Linked DNA regions of Homo sapiens: region 2 is linked to region 1. The links are chromatin loops, found by intact Hi-C in ENCODE. Cell type or tissue: IMR-90. All regions are shown on one strand. Links, peaks and the distances in the headings refer to the core of each region. The heading gives the core; the rest is flanking DNA.

Region 1 (12,266 bases), core at 2,766-10,765:
ATCACCTTGGAATGTATTATTGGGAAAAGAAATTATTTGCTAAAACAATGACTGTTTGGCATGACAAAACAGTCAAAGTCCTGCTTACAGTGGGCTGCTTAAGTAGATAAAGTCTATCTTAATTCTGGAAAAGCTTGTACAATTTTTAATACCCTGTTCCTTCTTTATTAGCCACAACTTTTCACTCCCTGCTTTTCCTTCTTTCTTGTCTGCGCAGGGAAACCCTGTGCTTCTCTACATCAGCTAATATTTGATCAATCTGATTCTAGTTATTATTGATGTAAACAAACCTCAAAGAAACTCAGGCACTGGAAGCATCTGTGAAATGGACTGTGTTGAACAATGGCATTTGGGGTGGGAGAGAGAAGGAATGAGGATGAATGGAAGAGATGGTATACTTCTTCTTCCCGCAGTTTCAAGCTATTTCCTCCTGTGATCTCATAGCATTTACTGTTGTTTCCACCCCTGCAATTATTTCTATTACAAAAACTGAGTCCTTTTGCTTTATTTGGGGGCCCTTGGAGTATACGTGTGTTTTAAACTCACTCTTCTCTTCAACTGATTTATTCCTTTCTTCTTTATAATTTTCCCTTTCTCAGTGTGTAGCCCTTTGTTATTAGAATGATAATCATAATAATAGCAGGAATGTAATTTCCCATAATGCTAATAGTAGCTGTGTGCACATACACACCCAGCTTATTCTTAGATTCATTTACGCTCTGACTTCTTCATCTCGTATTTAAATACAGCAGGTGTTTATCTTCATCAAGAAATGTTTGTTGAGCTTCTCCAGGGAGCATGGGGCTGTCCCTAGGTGCCGTGGGCTTACACAGGGCAGATTCAAAGATGTGGAAGTACTTTTTTTTTCCCTAAGACCCAGGAGCACAGAATTTTATTTCATTTCTTCAGATGTTGTAAGTGGCAGAAAGTTTAATTCTGCTTACCTAAAATTCCCTCAGCTCTGTTGGCAAGGACAGACAGACCAAAGCGTACTAACTTCAATTATTGAATAGCGTCCTGCTTTTAATGTGGTACTCTGCTTCAAAAGTATTATTGAGAGGGATTCTCTTTTTGCAGGCATTAGATGGAAAGAATAGATGGTGATTAAATAAGTGCTGTTATTATTTTTTTTTTTTTCTGAAGCTCTTCAGCAGCCTGAGAACATGACATTACTCTTCATGGTGCCTTTACGATACAGGTAGAATTCAATCGAACAAGGAAGTTGAGTCCTCAAAGTGGGTTATATGTAGTAATAATAATACCTTTCTAAATTAGCTTTTGGTTTTAAAAAGTGCTTCCTGCTTTTTTTTTTTTGAGATGGATTCTGAAGTATCTAAAATAAATACATACTAATATCTGTAGTTATTTTTAAAAATTTATCAAAAGTAATACAAATACAGCAAAATATAATCATTCAATCTCAAAAGAAACAACAAAAAGTGTTTCTTTATAATTCTTCTCATTGGTACCTCATTAAAGCCCAGTGAATTTGTTACAACAAAAAGTTTCATCCCTGTTTTATAGACGAGGATCATGTGGCTAAGAGAAGTAGACTGCTTAAGATCACATGGCTAACAACTGCTTTCATCAGGATCAGGATGCAGGTTTTCTAATTCCAAATCCAGCGCTTTCATTTTCCTTCTTTTTAACCATAGTAGGTTGCTCCCTAACAATTATAGTTACAACTGAACATTCAGGTTGGTCCACATTAGTTGATTGTGGATCTAACATTAGTTGTGTCCACAACATTAGTTTTGGACCTAACCTTCTAAAATCTGGATTGACAACTTTACTATCAAATAGAAGCACTGAATTAATCAGACAAATTATCCAAGGTAAAACTTAAAATGTGTCCAAATTGGCCAGTAACTTAAAATATGTTCATGTTTTCTATCTTGAATTTCTTACTTTTAGTAGGATAACATAATGTTAACAGCTGAGATTCTGGGGGTAAGTCAGATTATCAGAGTGACCCTGAATAAGTGTTTTTACCCTCTCATACCATAGTGTAGGTAATAGAAGCACCTGCTCACAGAGTTGTGAATATTAAATAAGGTAATGTACTTGAAGTTCTTAACACTATGTCTGCTACAGAGTAAAAGCTCAAATACTACTCACTAAATACTGTAGTTATTACTGGTGACACTACTACATTTACATTAAATTAAACCTCAGCCAGTGTACCTTAAACGTTGAAATGGCTATAAAAAAATCGAAAATTTTACCTAAAAAAAAAATAAGAAGTTAGAGCACATGAAAACTACTTAAACTAGATATACCTTGGTCACTGTAATGTACCTAGATACATCCACCAGAACACCAGAAAGCAAGATCAAAATAAAATATAGGCTATTGGGTCTTTTCTGGAGGTAAAGAGCAATGGATAAAATATCGAGATTACTGAATATGATGGGATTCAAGATTATTGGTAATGAAAAGCTGTAGTTTCAAAAGGATGAATAGATAATTTAAGGAGAACAAATCTGAATGATCAGCAAATATGAAATGCTCCAGGTCATGAGTATTCAGAAGTGCAAGTTAAAGTAACAGTGAGATATATCACCTAACAAATTGTCAAAGAAAATTATTTAAAGTGATAATACTAATTACTTGTAGGGATGCACAGAAAAAGTAATCTCATATATTCTAATGACAGAAATGAAGTAGAAATATGATTCTAATGACAGCCATGAAAAATAAATTGTGTAAAGGGTTCAAATCCATTTCTGGAAATATAGTCCTTGGATATAAAACCACCAGTAGGCAAGTCCACATATACAAAGCATATTATAAGATTGTTCATAGGAATAAAATCTAGAACCAGTGACTGGCTAATGATATGTATGGTACATCTACACCATGTAATATGTCCATTAAAAAGAACAGATTAGTGCTCTTCCAGTTTACTTGAGAGGATTTCCAAGAGTGTTATGGAGCAAAAACAGTAAGATGCAAACAAAGGTTTGCCAAATGGTCACATTTTAATAAAGCAAACAATATATACATGATGTGTGTGTGTATGCTTATATGAGCATTGAGGAAAGTAAAGTGGAATGCATAGAAGAGTGTTAAACTTATAGCATGCAGGAGACAAAAGTTTTAAGTGCACCAAAAATATATGCACACCTGTATATAAGACACGTCCCATTTAAACTATAATACATATATAGTGTATATATGTCTTATATATAAGTATGTAGAAATTAAAGAATTGTTTGAATGTATTAACTTATTGGAAGTTAATGGAGTATATAATAAATGGAGTATATAATGGAGTATATAATAAAGCAAATTTCAAGCAACTTGGTTAGCATCATGCCATGTTGTTTAAAAGCAAATGAACAGATAAAACCTGTGTGTGTATGTGTGTGTATATATATGTATATATGTGTGTGTGTGTATATATATACACACATACACACAAACGTGCGCGCACACACACACACACACACACACACACACATATATATATATATATATATATATATATAAATAAAACAGGACAGCAAATTTTGGCCAGTAGGCCACATTCCAGCTGGCTACCTATTCTTGTAAAGTTTTATGGGAACACAATCACATCTATTTTTGTGCTGTCTACCACTGTTTTCTTCCTATAAGGGCAGGGTTGAGCAGTTTCTACAAAGACCATATTACCAGCACAGACTAAAATATTTACTATGTAGCCCTTTACAGAAAGTTTGTCAGCCCCTAGCATACATGATTGTATATTCACATAAGCAAACAGAAAGGTGAGGGTGCACACCAGACTGTTACTATTGGCTATGTCAGGAATCAGGATTGGATGGGCATAAGGAATAATAATTAGCTTTTGTCACGATTGTTACTACATGCATGTATTATTTTCATAATTTGGTATCCAGTAAAGAGTACTAAAAGTTTAACAATTTCAAAAAGAACAATCACCTTAGAAAACATATAATTTGGGATGGGAGGATTGGGATTATTCATTCATAAACAAATATTTGAGTGAGTCCATGTGTTAAGTATTAGAGACATATATAAGCAGGAGAGTAGGAACTTACAGGCTCTGCAAGAAGCCAATGTAATCAGTGTTTTTAAAAAATGCCATAATGAAGATAAATGTGCTGAGGAGCAAACTAGTTCATTGAGAGATTTGGGAAATGCTTCACATAGCAGGTAACATTTGAGTTATATCTCAAAAGGTAAATCAGTGTTTCTTAGGTACAGAAAGGAATTGTCCAGGCAGAACTGAACAGAGAATAGAATGGGTCAATCAAAGACATGAATGAGAGCTCATAATTCACAGAGCAAGAAAAAGCTAAAGCATAGCTCAAAAACAAAGTTGCAGGGCTTATAGGAAGATGGTGGAGGAGGTTTGGGAGTCAAAGATAGGTTTTAAACTATAGGTTGTCCTTACCTTTTGGAAGGTAATGTAGGTTGTCTTGGACTTTGTTGTATCAACAATAGAGAGTCACTTCAGGTTTTTAAAGAAGTTATTATCTTGAGAAAACCTCCAAACTGTTCTCCATAGTGGCTGTGCTAATTTACATTCCCACCAACAGTGTGCAAGTGTTCTCCTTTCTCTGCATCCTCGCCAGCATTTGTTATTGCCCGTCTTTTGGAGATAAGCCATTTTAACTGGAGTGAGATGATAGCTCATTGTAGTTTTGATTTACAGTTCTCTGATCAGTGATGTTGAGCACTTTTTCATGTACCCATTTGCCATTTGTATGTCTTATTTTGAGAAATGCCTATTCCAATGTTTTGCCCATTTTTTTAATCAGATGATTGGATTTTTTTCCTATAGAATAGTGTGAGCTCTTTATCTATTCTGGTTATTAATCACTTGTCAGATGGGTAATTTGCAAATGTTTTCTCCCATTCTGTGGCTTGTCTCTTCACTTTGTTGACTATATCCTTTACTGCACAGAAGCTTTTGAACTTGATGTGATCCCATTTCTTCATTTTTGCTTTGGTTGCTTGTGCTTGTGGGGTATTGCTCAAGAAATGTTTGCCCAGACCAATGTCCTGGAGATTCTCCTCAGTGTTCTCTTGTAGTAGTTTCATAGTTTGAGGTCTTAGAGTTAAGTCTTTAATCCATTTTGATTTGATTTCTGTATATGGTGAGAGATACAGGTCTTGTTTCACTCTAATGCATGTGGATACTCAGTTTTCCCAGCACCATTTATTGAAGAGACTGTCTTTTCCTCAGTGTGTGTCTTCGACACCTTTGTCAAAAAATAAGTTCACTATAGGTGTGTGGGTTTGGTTTTGGGTTCTCTGTTCTGTTCCATTGGCTTACCATATGAGCCAGCAATCCCAGTGCTGGGTATATACCCAAAGTAAGGAAATCAGTATATTGAAGAGATATCTGCATTCCTTTTTTGCTGTTGTTGTTCCTTTTTTGTTGCAGCACTGTTTACAATAGCTAAGATTTGGAAGCAACCTAAGTGTCTATCAACAGATGAATGGATAAGGAAAATGTGGTACATACATACAATGGAGTACTATTCAGCCATAAAAAAGAATGAGATCAGTCATTTGTAACAATATAAATGGAACTGGAGATCATTACATTAAGTTAAATAAGCCAGGCACAGAAAGGCAAACATCATATGTTCTCACTTATCTGTGGGATCTAAAAATCAAAACAATTTGAACTCAGAGTAAAAGGATGGTTACCAGAGGTTGAGAAGGGTAGTGGGAGGCTGGGGACAAGGTGGGGATGGTTAATGGGTACCAAATAAATAGAATGAATAAGACCTAGTTTCTGATAGCACAATAGGGTGACTATAGTCAATAATAACTTAATTGTACTTTTAAAAATAGAGTGTAATTGTATTGTTTGTGATGCAAAGGATAAATGCTTGAGGGGATGGATAGCCCATTCTCCATGACATGCTTATTTCACGTTGCATGCCTTATCAAAACATCATATATTTATGGGGTACATGGTATGTTTTGATAAAGGCATGCAATGTGATATATATATACATGTACTATGTATCCACAAAAATTTTATAAAATAAAAAAGCTGATAGGTACAAAAATGATTATCTTGAGATTTGTGTTTCAGAAAGGTATCTCTCTCATCAAAGAGAAGATTTAGAGAGCAGGAGATGGTTACATTAACAGAACAAGCTACATGTAACTTTCTCAGGTTGACAAGGCATTTTAATAAACAATGAGGAAAATAGTAACAGCTAGTATTTATTGATTATTATGTATCAGGCACTCTTCTAAAGCACTCCGCATATGTTAATTCCTTATGTCCTCATATTGGTTACTTCCTCACATTTTACAGATGAGAAAACTGAGAAACTGAGACATTAAGTGACTTGCCCAAAGTCACAGAGTTATTAAATGGCACAGCTAGGATTTGAACCTGGACAGTTTGGCACCCGTCTATACTTCCAACTATTCCAGTATTCCATTTGAGGCAAGTTAACTTTCATTAATCTCCTGCCACATGCCAGGCAGTCTTACATGCTAGGGCCTCAGGCCTTGCTCTGTGAGAGTTTTCTCATAGTTTAATGCCTGGGCTAGCAAATGGATTGATTGGAAGTGGCTGACTGGTATGTTGAGTTGAGAGACTTTGACTCAGAGTTGGGTGATCCTTTAGATACGTGTGCCATGACTGAGGGAGGGAGGTAGTATAAGACTTGCTGACTTCCTAATGGCTTAGGTGGATACCGTGACTGACACAGAAAACAAAATAGGCAGAGATGGTCTTGTTCAGAATGGTTGCCCAGGGGAGTTTGGGTGGCATGTCTATATGTCCTTGTGGAGTTTTATTAGACTCTGCCCCTCCCCATAGTGCTCCCACCTACTGAACTCATCCAATTGTCCTGGTGGTTCGTGAGGTCAATTCCCCCAGACTCTAGGTCATCACTTAGCAATGCAGACTCCAGGATTTATTATTGCTGTCTCCTAGCAAATACATGAAATTCACTTTAGTTCAAACCACCCAAGCATGACAACTCCAATAATGATGTTTTAATAGTGTCTACTGTGTAAAAGTTTCTTGAAATCTGATATCTGACATGAGCTAATATAAGCAATATCACAGCCCCCCATTTTTTTTAATAAAACAGTTCCTTAAATGAGGAACTCAGTTGTACTGTACTGATAAAACCTAATGATTTCTAAAATGACGTTTTACTCCAATATTTATAATTTCATTGTTAACCAAGATTGTATTGTGGTATTTCAGAATATAAGCAATAATGTTCCTCAGCCTAAGTACGTTGAATTCACCTCAGAAAATTTAGGTAACTAATTATCTGAAACTACTGAGGCGGTGACTGTTTGCTTCCTGTATGATTACACTATAATGTGAGGTTTTTCTGTAATGGAACAAAAACAATCCAAATTCTTTGCTCAGTATGCTAACTGGCTACTCTAAAAATTGCTGTTAGGTTACTTGCAAATTTTTGTATAATGAGTATTCAGGTTCAGCTTAACAAGGTTGACATTGTTTGGGGGTAACAGATGTGTGCTTACATAGTTTTAAATGAAACCAAGCCCCAAAGAGGCTCAATAAACAAATGACAATGTTTGGAAAAGAAAGAAGCTTGTTTCCTTTGATAGGGTGCAGGGAATTTAACCAACCTGTGTTTATAATTACTGTCTGGTTTAGTTAGTGCGAAAGAATCTACTTGCTACTCACTTATAAATAAACAAAATAGACCTACTTTCCTATTTTGCAGCCGGCCTTTTGGAGTTTATTTTTCTTTTTCTTTCTCTTTTTTATTGACTACAGACCACTTACTTTATGTCCAAATTATGTTGTTCCATTTTAAACATTCTTCTGGTTTTAGAGTCTCCCCTTCTTTAATTCTTGGCCTGACTTATAAAGATGACACCTTCTCCCATATTTCAAGTCTTCCCTGCTCTCACAGCAAATCTGTAAATTACTAAACTGTAGTCAGTCGTCCACATTTGGATGTTTGGTTGAATACCAAAGGTGATTTTTTTTTTTTGGCAAGCTTATATAGAAAACAAGTTGCTACTACCCAGTTAATTGTAAAGCAACATCAAATGAACACTGTCAGTTTCGGGCCGTGGGAGAACATTGTGTAGAATATGAAGTCAATTGTTTGAACCTTCTGAACAGGCACATATTTTTGAGAAATTAAATCTCACCTTTTAAATACACAAAGGCATGCTGTCTACTTTTGAGAAGAATTGTAGAAATCCATTAATTGTTTTGAAATATTCCCTTGGAGATCTTGCTATCAGTAAATTTACTGCTTGCTTTATGTCTATTGTTAGTTAATTGGAGCAGGTATATTGATTTAAACTTTGGGTTGGCTTCACAAACTATTTCTTTTATTTTTCCCTTAACTTAAGAATTAATTGTGCTAACATAAAGATAGGTCATAAGGAAAAAGATATTGCATTTTCATTTCCATGTAGTTGTATTTTTAAAAAATCTACTTAACCAAATGCTTTCTCAAAATTCTCCTGCTCCTTGAAATTAACATTGGACTATTTGTTATTGAAATCACTCTTCGGTGTTAAGACAGATTTTTACTAGTATGTGGATTTACCTTTTATGAAGATTGCATTAATCCATCACGAAAATTTTAAAACTCAATAAATTCATTTTACCATAAAAGATGTATAAAGCCATAAGCCTTTTCCAGATGTGGATGTGGATATAAGTTAAAAAAAAACTCGTCTGTTCTGAGAGAGGAAAAACTGTTGACATTTCTTTGAAGTGTAATCTCTTTTGTTTATTTGGTTTTTAATAGCTTCCAGCAGTTAGCCACATATTTTTTAAGTGATGTTGCTCACATACTCTTTTTTTTTATTTTTAGTTGTGAGTGGCATTAACTTGCTGCCCTAAATTTAGAAGCATAACCTGTAAAGAAAGAAGACCATCCCTGAGATGTGTAAGTGAGTAATTGCCAAAAAGTGCAAGTCCCCATTGTGCTCAGCAACTGTTCTAAAATGGAAACTATGGGGAGCAGAGGTCAGTGAGTCAATTTGCTATTGTACTAGTCTTTAATATTTATTTATAAAGGACAATCTTTAGATGTTGCAGATTTTAATAGTAAAAACATTTTATTCTTTCTCTATGCCAGTTATCTGACCATTCAATGTAAACCAAAGATAAAGAATTTTTCAGCCTAACCATTGTGCATGTCACCTGTGTTCCATGGCATAACATGTGCATGTATGCACGTGGGGATGCACAAATATCCTGTAAATGAGAGGGGAAATTTACAGTGATAAAAAAAATCATTAAAATTGAGTGGCTGAAAAGCCTGACACTGAAAAATGGAAACTATTTGGAAAGTAAGTGAAAACTCAAAAAAAAAATATGTACAAGCTTTTGACATTTCATAATGATTTATATAACAGGCTGCATGAGAATTAATTTGATATCAGATATAATGCTAGCCATAACCAACTGCACAAAGCAGAGTGCATTCAAGGTTGAGAACGTTTTTATATATATAAATTAAGTTTGAAAACCATTTCTCATTCTGTCCAATCAATGTTTTTTAAATATTACTTATATTAATGGGATTCTCCAAAGTTTAATATGGTGGCTTTCGTATGTGCAAGTGGACTCGTGTAGGCATGTGGTTCATTCCCATCTGCAACAATTCTAATGTGCATTTTTATGTATGCTATATTTAAATGCTGTGTTTCTTTGGTTGAGATTGATTTTTTAACTGAGCTGAAAAATAGTCCTAAAATTTTAATACAATTCTACCAAACTGATACTATTGTTGTTAGAATAAATGAAAGAAGTGTGTCCTATAATTTTGAAGGAAATCCTGAGCAAAATCAACTTGTTCTATGTTTTTAATGCAGTTCTAAGCAATGTGCTGTACCCACTAGTAATAAAATTATTTTAAGGGATGCTCCTTGACCAGCAACTCAAGCTACATATTAAGATTTGCTCTGTTTTTCATGTGTTTTCCATCAGGGAAGTCTGTGGTTACCTTCCTGATTCTGCTGGACTGGAAAAACATAGCTAATATGGTGTGATCTGGAGAAAGCTTTGATGCAGGGACTTTGCAAATAAACCTCCAGATGCCATATGGTTTACATTCATCTCTCAATTTATTTCCTATAAATGTCTATTGAATATTCCATTGAACCAACACATGTGAAACAAGAGCTGAAAGAGAACAGTATATAGAATACTTTGTGGCAGCAAGTGATTATCATATTTCTTTCCCAATATTGCTACCAGCCTTAAATGCATGGCAAATTAGTCAAATGCCGAAGTTCTCAGACTTAAGGCAAAAATCAAGAGAAAATGTTTAAGTTATCAAAACAAACAGTCCCGTTTTTATGTTTGGGGTAAAGTATCATGCTTTGGAGCAGGATTTATTTGTGGCAGTACTGAGTCATGTGTTTAAGTTGCTGCCACTTAAAAAATAAAGTTCACGATGCCTAGGGAGGCAGAGAGAAATGCTATTAAGATGCTGCAAAGGAAAAATAATGCTCAGGGAAGAGTTTTACATGAATCTGTTTGTGGATTGGCAGGTTTTATATCATCCTCTTTGGTTCCATTCTGTTCTGGAATCCAGGCACCACCACACCATGATTCTGTATCAAGGAGACAGGCCAGAGTAATTCTTCTAAGAATTGTGTTTTCTTAATGCCTCCCTCAGCTCTCCATTCTCCTTCCTGTTAAGGCCAGTGTTTCCAAAGACTGTTTTCTTGAGGAAGACTGTTTCCTTGAGTAACTAGAGAAGATTGTCCTGTAATTTTAGAGAATCCTTTTTTTCTCTTAAAACTGCCTGCTTGTTGCTGGTTTTGTCTTCCAGTGAGAACTCTTTTTTTTTTTTTTTTTTTTTTGAGACAGAGTTTCGCTCTTATTGCCCAGGCTGGAGTGCACTGGTGTGATCTTGGCTCACCACAACCTCTGCCTCCCAGATTCAAGTGATTCTCCTGCCTCAGCCTCCCCAGTAGCTGAGATTACAGGCATGCGCCACCACACCTGGCTAATTTTGTATTTTTAATAGAGATGGGGTCTCTGCATGTTGGTCAGGCTGGTCTCAAACTCCCGACCTCAGGTGATCTGCCCACCTTGGCCTCCCAAAGTGCTGGGATTATAGGCGTAAGCCACCATGCCAAGCCAAGAAATCCATTTTTTTTCCCCAAAGAACATCCCTATGAAAATAGAAATAGCATCTAGCAATGACCTAATACATGGCGAATCAACTTCACTTCATGTTACCTCCATTGTTTACTGTTATGCGGCATTTAAACACATGTATATAAGTATGTGTTTATATGTAAATTGATGGCACTGGAGAAAATGTGGATAGGGAAATAAGAAAAAGCATTTTCTCAGATGCAGCAATTTGTGGCCTTTCAGAACTCAACTCTCCAAGTCTTTTGTTTAATACTTTAATATTACGGGTTTGGTAATGTAATAAAGCAAATGAGAAAAGCACAACAAATCAAAGTGTTGCTAAGTTCAATCTATTTGCAAAGAACTGTATACATCCTTAAAGGAAAATAGAACAATATCTCCTCAGGCTCTAGCCATGCCACAGCTTGTCCCTAGGATTACAAAACTTTGGGTGTTCTATACCAGCAACTCAACACGTGATTAGGTTTGTTTCCTTAAAAAGTATGGCATCAAACTGAATATCATTTCACAGCCAATATTTCATACATTGTAGGCCAAATGTATATAATAAATTTACACTGCCAGTTGCATTAAATAGGAAAGTAATAATAATCAGGAAGGGGGGAAGAAATCACTTTACTGAATTTTTGCTTTGTGCATGATGGGCTTGTGATACCAAAGCTGGGGTTGGGGAATCTTATATTTTAAAATGTAGGTCTTTGAAGGAAAAACAAATATCTCATTCAGATTTTTTTAAGTGAATGAATGACAGGAGAGAAATCCCTTACCTATTTTTAACCAAAAAAGATGCTTGAGATATTTGCATATGCTATTCCATTTATTTTGTTATTATAAAATAGACACTACCAGATGCTCCTAACTTTAAAAACTTCATTTTTAAAAAACTTCCTTTTTAAAAAACCACACTTTAAAAAATGAAGTTTTTAAAGTTTCCTTTAAAAAATCTGTAAATGACTAAATGGGGAAAGGACGGAGGTGAGGAGAGATTCTGATCTCTTTATGGGAATGGTTTATTTGTAATCATAAAATCTCTTGACCAAAGAATTTTACTAGTTATCAAGAAAATTCTAATATGTTTATTCCACACTTATTTAATATAAAATTAAGATGTTTACTGTTGTATAATTTTGCAAAAATTTTTTTCAAAATGCTGTCAGGT
Region 2 (12,266 bases), core at 1,306-9,305, 230 kb after region 1:
CTTTTTAACAAATCGATGCAACTATTTGTAATTGCTTGTTTCACAAGATTAAAAGTGCTAAGGCCTGATCTTCGCCCACGGATTTGTGGTCAACATGACCTGTGCTTCCGTTGTTTAAAAAAGAAAGAAAGAAAGAAAGAAAGAGTTGGTGATCAGCACTGACTTCCATCAAGTAATCCATATTGCTAATATTTCTGGAATTTTAATGTAGTTACAATTTATAGCCGATCAAATGTGGTTACCTAAATTGCTGTTGCTAGTAGACAGTTTAACTGTCTTTATTAATTACAGTATAATTTAATGTTTGAGTACCGGCACTTGTGTTGGTCATTTTTACAGCTCGAGCAGTTATCTGCCTTATGACGAACCATTTTAGCATTTTCAATGGAAATTTGCTAATATGATGAGTGATAAAAATGTCACACGCTGGTAAATAATGATTATTGCTTTGGCTGAAATTAATTCTTGAAAGGCCGGTTACCTTCAAATTAACATTATAACTTGAAGCTTGTCTTTTTCCCTTCACAATATTTTCAATATAAACCAAAAAAAAAGGACCGTTGATAATTTCAAATGTGTATATATATATATATTTTGGTATTAAGCATTGAATGTCATTTTACAATCAAAGTGGAAATAAGACAACATTGGGTTTTGTTATTTTAAAAAATAAAATACCATTTAAAAATAAATATAAGTAGGTTATATCTAGAGATGGTTTTCTAATCCAAATATTGTCCCACAGTTAAAACCAGTGTTTTTGTATGTAACTTAATTTCCCTCCAACGTGAATTTTGTCTTAAACCTTTCATCAATTCATTAAATGAAGGTTTGAGACACCCAACTTCACATTATTTGAATAAAGAATACTTTTATTTGATTCAACTACAATGAAGATGAAGGATAAATTGTGATTACTACCCTACACATAAATACGTAATATCATCAAAGACAAAAATCTAATAAGAAAGACTAATTATACTTTGTTTTTATCTTTTTTAGTGGGGAGGGAGAGGTGGTTACTATTATGAAGCTGCCTGTGTTGGTGTGAAATTAGTCTTAAGAGTTTTATGTTCTTTATATAAAGGCGCCTATTTATAAGAAGAGCCAATATTTTGGGTTTGCTGCCTCGTTTATGAGAGTGACAAGCCTGAAATAAATATGTAAAAGAGTGTTCCTGCTTGAGAACAATTCCTGAAATATAAGTTAAAATGTACTATGCCTCAACCAGCAAAATCTTCACTAACATATCGTCATACTTGGTTTAGGTCCTCCAGTTTATTAAAAGAAGTATCTGTACATTTTTAAATTTTACTAATGTATAGGCTGTAAGCAGTATTTAGGTTTAAGCCTGGTAATTACAGGAATTTGAATTAACCCTAAGATTATAGTCTCAGTAGCCAGGTGAGAATTAAAGGTTCAAATGTTTTGCTAATTATTGAGACTAAGGGGTTTCTAGATAGGGCATAATTGTTAATTCAAAGAGGACACTAGTTTGCAACTTAATAGCAAAATCTACTTGTTAAAAACACACACACAGACACACACACACAACTTTGCTAATATGGGCTTTTCAAAACAATGCTGGGAAAGAATGTTCACTTGTATCCTCAGCATCGGTGGGTGTTTTGCAGAATAAAGACTGGGAGGTTAATTTTCAAGTCATCCTTTGCCCTGAATTATGTGCTCTGAATTATATATGTAATGGTTTTATGTTACCACGGTTTGGCCACTTAAAATACTGCTTTCATATTGGCAATTTAATTTTTTATTGAAAGGTGATGCTCAAATTCATTAATCCCTAGAATATATACTATAGAGTAATATTAAAAAGAAACAGCACATTTCCTAAATGCATCTAATTATTTTTTTAAAATCTCAAAATTAAGATGGTTTTTCTGGAATATTTAGGTACTGAAGTTCTGTTTTCTTCAATGAATGCAATTATCTAGCATACTTTTGATAGAATATTTTTATAAAATCATTTGTTCTAATCTAAGCATTTATCATTATATGCAAAAAGATTTCTTGATGAGAATATTATAGACGGTGCATGTTTTTGACATTAGCATTTTATTTGGATGACTAATCTTGCAGATGTGAAATTTTAATGAATTATTCATGAAATTGCTTTCCTCTGAAATTTTAGTTTGCTCTTAATGCTAGTTATTAAACATTTTGTTTTTCTTTATAAAATTTGATGAAAAAAATAAGAGTGTGCTTCCTCAAGAGAAAAGATAACATCTCTTGCTCTTTTTTTTTTACTTCCCAATTCTCTAAGTGGATACTTTCACTTGGAAATCCTGAGGATAAGAGCTTCAGCCTTCCCTGATCATGAAAGCTTTAAGATTGATTTTAATTCTGCATTGGAAGCAGCTGGTGATAAACCTAAGGCATATGCCTAACATACAATATCAGCAGGTCAGAAAGGGAAACAAACTTAGGCTGTGGCAACTTTTACTACCAGCGTGAACAACCAGCATTTTTATTGCATTTGAGAATGCTTATAATGTCAGTAATTAGTACTGACTACACAACATTTTTTTTATTGTCTGTATCCGCAGACATGGAATGATGGAATTACAGTTGATGTCAAGGAATGAGTTTCTTTTATGCCTTATCAAAACAAAACAAAACAAAACAAAAAAATTCTTGTTACTGGCAGCACATATACATGAAGCACCATGCTCACAGTCCGGACTGTATCATCTTCATCAAGGCTTATGGGTAGCAGAGATTGCGTGAGCTACACTGGGCCCAAGAAATGCCTTCAGCATTGTAAATCTGATTTTCAGGATAAAGAAGCAAAACTGACTTTGAAGACATCCAGAATTTCAGGAGGCTATGTCATTAACCAAAAGGTACCAAAAAGATTCAAAATCTGAATAAGCACACTCTTCTTTGTGCCTTTGGAAACGGAGTTCAGCTGGAATATGGAAAAGAGAGGAAATATTTTTTAACTCTATTTTTTTTCATGAGGAAAAAAAAGCTAGTGATTTACAGCCTATCTTGGGTTAAGAATCCAAGGTTTTCTTTACTAGGTCTGACTGGATGCTGGGGATGGTGTTAGAGCTGTCCAAAGGTGGCAGGACTGGTGGTAACTCTTCACGTATGTACATAAGCCTTGATATTCCATTTTGTGGCTGGTCCAAGGGGCAGCCTAACTCATCTTACAAGACGGACTCTAGGGACAGGTAGGTTGGATCCTCATTCCTGACAGTGCATTTGTCTGACACACGGGACTACCTCCCTAATGTATGCTTTTCTTTGAGAAAAAAAAAGTAACAGATTTTCTTTACATCTTGGCACCTTGTAAAGTTTTTTTTTTTTTATACAAAAGTTCAATAGTTTTGACACTCCCCATTGTTAATCACTACTTCACTGATAAACTTGGAAAAGTGTGACCCTGGAATTTCATCATGCAAAATATTTACTGCAGCAGGAGAAAACATTTTTTAAACAACATTTTTTTTTCTTTTCAAATGTATGAACTTGTTTAAGATAGCCAGGAAGGCAGTGGTAGGATAAACACAAGGGATAGGAATGTATCAAAAAACAGATTAACACACACGCACGCGCGCACACACACACACACACACACACAAAACCTGTACAAAATGCTCCAATCAATGAGAACAGAAAAAAGAAATCTTCAACTATGTTACAGTTTAAAAGCAGAAAAAAAAAGTTAGGGAGTTTCTCCCTCCCACATGTCAGGAAATGTCATCCAATATTCTTAAAGCAAGGATAACTAAATAAAATACATGTGCAGCATATTCTGCAATTCCGTTACATACAGTAGTTTTTTTTCCAAAGCTATTTTTTTTTAGTATCGTTAATATAAAGCAGTTGCACAAAAAGCAAAGGTGTTTTGACAAACAGGTGTATGCATTTATTCCTTTTTAGGAACAATATCTAAAAAAAGAACCGCCCTCTGCCCTCCCCCAAAAAAGACAAAGATTCACACAGACACATCGGGATATATGTACAACGTAATAAACCCCATCCTAAAGAAGCAACTGGGATAACCCCCAGGGGATACAGAATCAGAATTGTAAAAATCATAGTGAAGTTTGCTTGCTGTAAAGCCTGAGAATTTTTTTTTCAGTTGGTTCTTCTGCAAGGCTGTGATACCTGCAAAGATATGTAAAATCTAATTTTTCTTTTTTTTTTTTTTTTGCTACAGTCTTTAGACTAAGCATGCAAGACATACGACTAAGTGCAACTGAGTGAAATGTTTTTTTTTTAAATTTTAATCATTCCCTAAAGGTTTGAACTGAGGTATGCGTACTAACAGTTTCTCATGCTGTTATCTTTACTCATGTCTAGCTACACATGCTGAGAATGAACTAATCTACCAGATTTTTATCCTCTTTTGAATACCAAACTAACCAGCAACCACTCAGTTTAGAAGCACAGGGCCCCCTTCCCATGACCCTGTCTGGCTACTGCCTGCACATCATGAAGCTGCCTGGAAAAGTTTTTTTTTTTTTTTTTTTTTTTTTTTTTTTTTTTTTTTTTAAAGTCTTGCGTGACCACAGACTGCCCTTTATACAGAAAGCAGAGTGAAGCTTCAAAAGTAACTGCCAGAGAAGTTTTTGTACCAAGCTTATGAGTGGATGGGAGTGTTACTTTTCTTTAAATGAAAAATGCTGACCAAAGCCTAATCGGAAAAAAAGGAAAAATTAAAAATAAAAACAAACTGAAGGATATATGCCAAGATAAACCAAAATTAATACAGTGATCACAGCACAGTTCTTAAACAAAAGTGGCATACAATCTAAAAATATCTCTTTTTCTAGAAATACTATTATGTAATCTAGTTCAATTATGGAAGCTTTTCTGTCCTGACTCTAAACTGTCTCCTTTATTGGATACTCTAATTGCAGTGGCATACATTCATTTTTTTTTTGAGATGGGACTCCCTTCCTTCTGTAGCTCCTTTAATATTGTGTCCTATTTTTATCTGCAGTAGCCCCATAAAATCTCTTTAAGAGAATGAGTTTTGGTCTCTGTAGAGGTACACAAAAAGAAAAAGGAAAAATAACTACTAGAAAAAAGTAACAACTTTGGTTCCATTATCTACTTGGTCTTCTAAATTTACGATGAAGGAGCAGTTCTCTTTCTCAGGTTGCAATAGCCTATCGCTTGTCATTTGCCTCTAAATTCTTTTGCCTCCTTTGATCAACAATAAGAGGATATTTGGCTTCATCAGATAAAGCATAAAACAGAGAACATAATTTACCTTTGTGTAATATCTTTGGTAATTTTAGAAAAAAGGTACAAAGAAAGAATATAAATTAAGCTTCGAAAGGCTCTCGAACTAAAAAAAACTACAGTCCTATATAAATAAATGACAGGAAAGTGGGTGCAGAGCTGAAGTGTGGAGGGGTTCTAAGGACTGAGGTTGTACTGACCTGTAACCATCACATTTCTGCATACCATGTTTGGGACCCCCCCAAAGCCCAGGGCCTACATGATATCTTCTATGAGTTTTTGTGATACTGGGTTGGTGATATAATATTGCATAACAAACTGCAGTACCAAATTTGCATATTTGAAATTAACACTTTAGCATTTGCTGAACTCAGCCCTCGTTAACTCCCTTAACAAGTTCAATCTGAAATCGAATTTGCATTCAAACAGTTTAATGCCACCAAGTAGGTCTGAACTAATGTATAAACTCAGCGCCGCCGCCGCCACCCCTACTTTCAGGGCAGCTGCTCGGGGAAGCCGGTTTTTTTTTTTGGCCATTTTGCAAACAAAACCAACCCACACCCGTTATCGCAGAGCACCCAAGGCCCATGGCAACTTGGTTCCACAAGGGAGAGCCTTCCAAGGCCATATTGTCAGTCTAATTAATATGAGCTTTTTTTTTTTTTTCAGTGCTGCCTATGTTTCCTTGTGCTGGTAGAATGTGGTGGCATTTATTAATGGTTGCTGCAAAAAAAAAAAAAGAAAAGAAAAGAAAAAAAGAAAATCCGAAACACCCCTCCCCCGAACCACCCCCAATACTGCTGCGTGGAATGAATCGGCATTGTTCCTAGAGTTTGTCTCTCTTTTTTTTTTCTGTCATTCATTCTCTTTCTGGCAGGACGTCACGTCTGTGTGAGAGGGCCTTCATGTGTAGAGTGCAGCATTTGGGACCTTTTTGAAAAAGACCAAAACGGAATGTTTTCTGACTTTAGAGAAACGTGGTGATGTCTGAAGGAAGATGGAATGAGTGACAGAAAGCTACAAACGAGAAATGACATTCAGCTTTGTATAATAAAAACACCTATTAACATTCATCACAAGGTACAGAAAACTTTAAGCCTCCAAGAGGCCATCGGCCCAAATGGAGGCCTGAGGTCAGAACTTAAAATGGTATAGTAGAAGGAAAAAAAAAAAAAAAAAAAGCAATACATTAAAAAGTTTGGGATAATTATTTTTTAACCCCTCCCCCCAATACACACACAAAGGCCTTCCCCATCCCAACTGGAAGCAAAAAAAAAAAAAAAAAAAAAAAAAAAAAAGGAGTAAAGGCAGTGATAATCAACATGCAGTACTGTGCAAATAGGTCGTCCATTGGAATCCTTAAATTCTGGGCAAAGGCTTGGTCTGCAGCTTAGGTGCACAAGCTCTGTCGGGCGTCCTCAGTGTCCAACGTTGGCAGGACTGCAGTTCAAAGTCTGCTGCTAAAAGTGAATCAGTTTAGCAAATTTACAACACTGATGTTGACGGTTAAGAGAGGAAAATCCCAAGTACCAAACAAGTCCATCCAATGCACAGAGTACAAATTCCTTTTTTCAACAAAAAGTAGAAAAATCAAAAATACTCCCAAATGGGGTTCTTGATGGCACTAAGAGTTAACACATTTCAGAGTTGTCAAAACGTAGTGAAAATCCTCCAGACTGTACAACAAATGGAGAACAATTTCACTGCTAACTTTTGACGTGTTTTTTTTTTTTTCCTTTTTCCAATCTTCATTCTCGGGGTTGGCCCGCCCCGATAGTCACTCCATGTCCTCGTTTACTGGTTCATCTTCGTAATCTCTGTCATGGTCAAAATCTGGACTGTGGTTGGCTGTTGTCACTAAGGACAGGGGCCCTTCAGCTTCCTCTGGATCGAGGGGCTCTTCTTTGACGTGTACAGGATGCCTGGAAAAAATATGCAGAGGTTCAGTGAGGGTACTTCCCAGCCCATTGCAGCTCAGGTGCACTGAAAAGTTTGGGGCAACAGAAAAGCCGCACTCTAGAACTAGAACTCTGTCCAGTATTGTTACCATTAGCCACACGTGGCTCTTTAAATTGAAATGAACGAAATCTTACTACATTTAATATTCAGTTTCTGAGTTGTGCTAGCCACATTTATGTTCAAAGGCCCCATGTGACTAGCGGTTAATTCTGGCCAGCACAGAGACAGACGGAACATTTGCATCACTGCGTAAAGTTCTCTTGGGTAGTGATGCTCTGAATCACTAGTCTCTGGACTGGTGTGGGCCTCTCCTCCCTGGTGGCATTTCTCATACTTTAACACACGCTGCAGTCACCTGTGGGCCTTGTTGAAATGCAGTGTGTGATTCAGGTCTGGGGTGGGGCCTGAGACTCTGCATCTCTAACAAGCCCCCAAGTGATGCCGGTGGTCCTAGAACCACACTGAGTACCAGATAACAGGTCCCGTAGTGGCATCCTGGGTGGATGAATACCCATCTTCAAATAATTACACGAAATAAGAATCTGTAATGCAACGGCAGTTTGTGGGGACCACTGAGCAGAGGAGGCTGGGCTAATCATGGCTTGCTGTGTGTTCTGCTTTGCTAGTTAACATGCAGAACCTGTGAAAGAACTCTCCAGAGGACGACCCCAAGCGAGGTTCTATCATTAATCAACTTCAAGCAAACACAGCAAAGAGACACCATGATATACATGCTTGAAACTCCAAATTAATGCATATTTTTACAAACTGTCAATAAGGCAAGAAAAGCCCTGCCAGGAAACACAAACGTAGAGGAAAAGGCTCGCTCAACACAACAATATGATAAGAAAGCAGAGCCCCAATCAGAATAATAACGCTGTCAGCTGTAAACAAGGCAAAACATGAGGCCCGGCTGGTAGCAGCCACTGGGATGAGCGTGGTTGCGATGAGGTCTGCCAACTTTCTCATTATGGACCAGCGCATGGTTCACCCAAAGGGGACTGGGGTGATCACACAAAACCGCTCGGATAACTATTGAGAAATGTTGTTCGTAAATCATATTTACAACTGATCCTTTGCATATACAAATGACTTTCTGTTGCAGGGGCTTTTGATATGTAAAAGAACCATTTGAGTTAAAATGGTCCCATCTCTGGGACAGGCTGCAGAAGGGAAGATTTTTAAATTGACGTTATCAAGTATTAGTAATAAGAGGTGGTAATGGGGATGGTTGGCTTCCTAAATAATTGATGCTGTATGCAAACCCCAAAGGCCCCTTGAACCATTTAAAAACAAACAGAGGAGTGCTTTGGACTGCCCTTGAAGACAGGAACCTTCAGAATCAATTGACTCTAAAATTAGCACAGCCTAGAGAGCATTTAGGGGGGCTAGATGTTACCTTTAAAAAAATAATTTTTTTTTTTTTTTTTTGAGACGGAGTCTTGCTCTGTCGCCCAGGCTGGAGTGCAGTGGCGTGATCTTGGCTCACTGCAAGCTCCGCCTCCCGGGTTCACGCCATTCTCCTGCCTCAGCCTCCTGAGTAAGCTGGGACTATAGGCACCTGCCACCGCGCCCGGCTAAATTTTTTTGTATTTTTAGTAGAGAAGAGGTTTCACCGTGGTCTCGATCTCCTGACCTCGTGATCCGCCCGCCTTGGCCTCCCAAAGTGCTGGGATTACAGGCGTGAGCCACTGCGCCCGGCTGCTAAAAAAATAATTTCTTTATTCTTAAAAACTTTGCAAAACAAAATGTAGCAAAGTTGCATTACATTACATTTTATGTATGGCTCTCCAGCTATTTTATTTATTTATTTATTTATTGAGACATAGTCGTGCTCTGTCACCCAGGCTGGAGTGCAGTGGCAGGATCTCGGCTCACTGCAACCTCCAACCCCCAGGCTCAAGTAATTCTTCTGGCTCAGCCTCCCAAGTAGCTGAGATTACAGGGGCCCACCACCACACCTGGCTAATTTTTGTATTTTTAGTACAGATGAGGTTTCACCATATTGGTGAGGCTGGTCTTGAACTCCTGACCTCAAGTGATCCACCCGCCTTGGCCTCCCAAACTGCTGGGATTACAGGCGTGAGACACCATGGCTCGCCGGATATTTTTATTTAAAAGGAACAGTTGTACATCAGTGCAAGGAAGGCTGCATGGGGAGTCACCCTCCCAGCAGTCTGTATTAAGCATTACGGATGGGGATTTTTTTTTTTAATGGCTGTATTAGTGTTTCAGCAGTAAGAATTAGGACTGGCTGCATAATTTTGGAAGCCCAGTGCAAAATGACAATCTGGGGTCTTTGGCTCAAAAATTAAAATTTCAAGACAAAAATGGCATTAAAGCAAGTACATGCCAGGCATGGTGGTGTGTGCCTGTAGTCCAAGTTACTTGGGAGGCTAAGGTAGGATGATCACTTGAGCCCAGGAGTTCGAGTCCAGCCTGGGTGATACAGTAAGACCCCTATCTCTAAATAAAAAGGTAATAAAAGCACATAAAATCAAGTGCAGTGTCCTTTTAGGCATGAGATCCTATGTGACTGCATGTCACACACCTGTGAACCAGCTCTGCTAAAATACCCTACATTCTTTTAGGAAGAATTAGTTATGCTGATGATGATTCCTTTAAAAAACACAAACCCTTAGTTAAGGCCAGTTTTCTTATTTTTGCCAATCTGTTTCCATTTGAGGTCATATTTTTAAATATTGTAAATTCAGCAGGAATGCTATTTTTTAAATTTTCCTAGCTTTACAATTTATAATGTTTATGGCTAGATGAGATTCCACTGTGTTGACATATGTCAGTTTCTGAATACTAGGCATTTGAGGATCATCTTTCTCTTTCTCTTTTACTGTTTGTATAATACAATGACCACTTTTATCCATTAATCTTTCTACTCTATTTCTGTTGATTTACCTCCTTAGGATAAATTTCTAAGAATGGAATTGTTAGAGCAAAGGCCAAAACATCTTTATGGTTCCTATGATTTATTGTGATATTAACTTCCAAAGGGGCTATCAATTTAAACTCAATCTCATCAGCAGCAAGCATTATTTGTGAAAAATATTTTGTTGCTTAGCAGGTACAAGGTAAGCTCAGGTTACCTTAAATTGTGTTTCTCAGATTACTGACAATGGTGAACATTTCCTAATGTTTGTTTCAAACTTTCATTGTTGAGAACTGCAACTTCATAAATTACTGAAATTTATGTTTTAGCTATATGCTGATTGAGGTTCAAATGTTGTTTTCCAAATCAACATTTTCCTACTTTCTTAACTATCAGGTCTATCAATCTTTTCATGTTTATAACCCAGAATTGAATGATAGAAGAATGTAAGATCATACAAGACCTTGGGGAGGGGGAAGGAGGATGAGGACCCCTAGAAGAAATAGAACCATCCATCTCCATCTTAATGAAGTTCTTGCTGTATAATTTTAGACTTTGACCAATATTTTGCTAACCTTATCCAAAAAATCAGGTGCATGTAAAGCCCCACAAAACACAGTTCACAACATCAGAGAATATTTCGTTTACCTAATTATCCTCATTTGATCATTACACATTGTATACATGTATCAAAATAACACATGTACCCCCAAAATATGTAGTTACGAGGTATCAATTTTAAAAGCTGTAGAAGTGAAAAAACAAATAAACAAAACACGTTTTCCCCCTAAATTGGTAGCCAAAATTCATGAGGATTATTTACTATCCACAAGACAGAGGTAATGATCCTGTCATGCCTGTAGGCTCGACTCCCAGTGCCTCATGCAGAGTGGATGCAGAGTGGGTCCCCAACAAATGTTAACTGGCTAGATCTACTGTGTGACCACCTGATGACACAACCAGGTTAGACAGTAAGGTTTCGAAACTTTAGAGAAGTGAAATCCGATTTCGGGACATTTCTTGATGCCGGCAGATACCCCTGGGGTGTGGCAAACGTGTAGCACAAGCACACAGCACTTCAAAGAACAAAAGAGGATGGGATTCCACGAAAGATACATTTGAGATGAGATGCAGACTACTGAAGACACTACACTTCACATACACTCACCGTGTCTCCTGGAAGTTAGGGCTGTGTATGATGCACCTTCCTCTCCTTGCAGACACTGCCCCCACCCTTTCTCTCCAACTCCTACTTCCGAAAGGGCTACCGCTGAATAACTGTGTGCAAAACCACACATTTCCCTTCTCCTTACATCTGAGTAATTCCTTTGTTTAGCCACTCTGGGAACACAAGAGTTTTAAAATAAAGCTGACTGGCGTTTAAAGGCATTGTGTTCTGGGGGTGTCTGCACAGCATGGAGTATTTTGCTTTGTAGCTCCTTTAGCGCCTATCAGGATAAAAGTAGAATGCCCCAAAGCCATAATTATGTGACCACTTTCTAGTGTTTCAAAGGACGAACGAAACGTAGTGGTATCTGACTGTCACAGAAAGGGTAAGAATGAAGAGTTCTGTTTCAACACTCAATATTAGCTAGGCCGCCTTCCTAACAAGGTCCTTCAAGCCGTGCCGTAAAGTTTATGGCTTGATTTATTCCAATAGACTGGAACAGTTGAAAAACAATTTGCATCATAGCAGGGTAATGCATATTGGACAAGAATGGAAACTCTTGTCACTACAGAATTCTCTTAATGGAAATATGAGGTCAAAAAGAGTAACAGTCTATTACACAGATAGCAGGCGCAGGGAATCTGCTGTTGACATATAATTACATTTAGCAAACAGCACAAACCTGTGAGATTTGAGCAACGCATGTTGACATTTTTGTGTAGGGTTTCTTGTAAAAAATAGTTGAAACCTTCATTTCATCAAAAATTACAAAGACTATTGTAAAACATGGTTTGGGTAATACTGGGGTTAATTCAAATTTGTTAAACAAATTAACCCTGCAGTGACTTTCTTTCGTACAGCAAAATCAGCATCACTCTGAACTGGTGCCTGTGGCTTGTATCCAAGTATCTCTTTGTTTTAGTGATTCTTTATACTAATAGGAATATATGTCAACAAAAACTTGGAGTTTGTACAGATTATGAGAAATAGCATCACTTCCATTCAATAACCAGACATTTTTGTTCTGAGTATTTCTTG

The links. A loop is a pair of places that touch in the nucleus more often than their neighbours do. Peaks named below come from ENCODE experiments on the same cell type or tissue, not always from the same donor. Only the 100,000 strongest peaks of a DNase experiment are listed, where the experiment ranks them.
Region 2: it touches region 1 in a loop (3-fold over the local background); 11 of 110 quality-filtered maps call a loop at or near these places.

What each region holds. Positions count from the first base shown.
Region 1 is chr3:70,719,725-70,731,990 of GRCh38, forward strand. No RefSeq gene overlaps it. Among named protein-coding and RNA genes, the nearest start is that of MDFIC2, 410 kb to the left of the region's middle. In IMR-90, for the core only: no CTCF peak of the experiment used is centred there; a DNase peak (open chromatin) is centred at 7,477; H3K27ac peaks cover 540 bases.
Region 2 is chr3:70,952,253-70,964,518 of GRCh38, forward strand. It overlaps FOXP1 (forkhead box P1), which reads right to left. Exons shown (of 21, transcript NM_001349338.3): 21 at 2,456-7,139. The coding sequence ends at 6,995. Among named protein-coding and RNA genes, the nearest start is that of FOXP1-AS1, 330 kb to the right of the region's middle. RefSeq lists an enhancer at 11,089-11,691. In IMR-90, for the core only: no CTCF peak of the experiment used is centred there; a DNase peak (open chromatin) is centred at 4,399.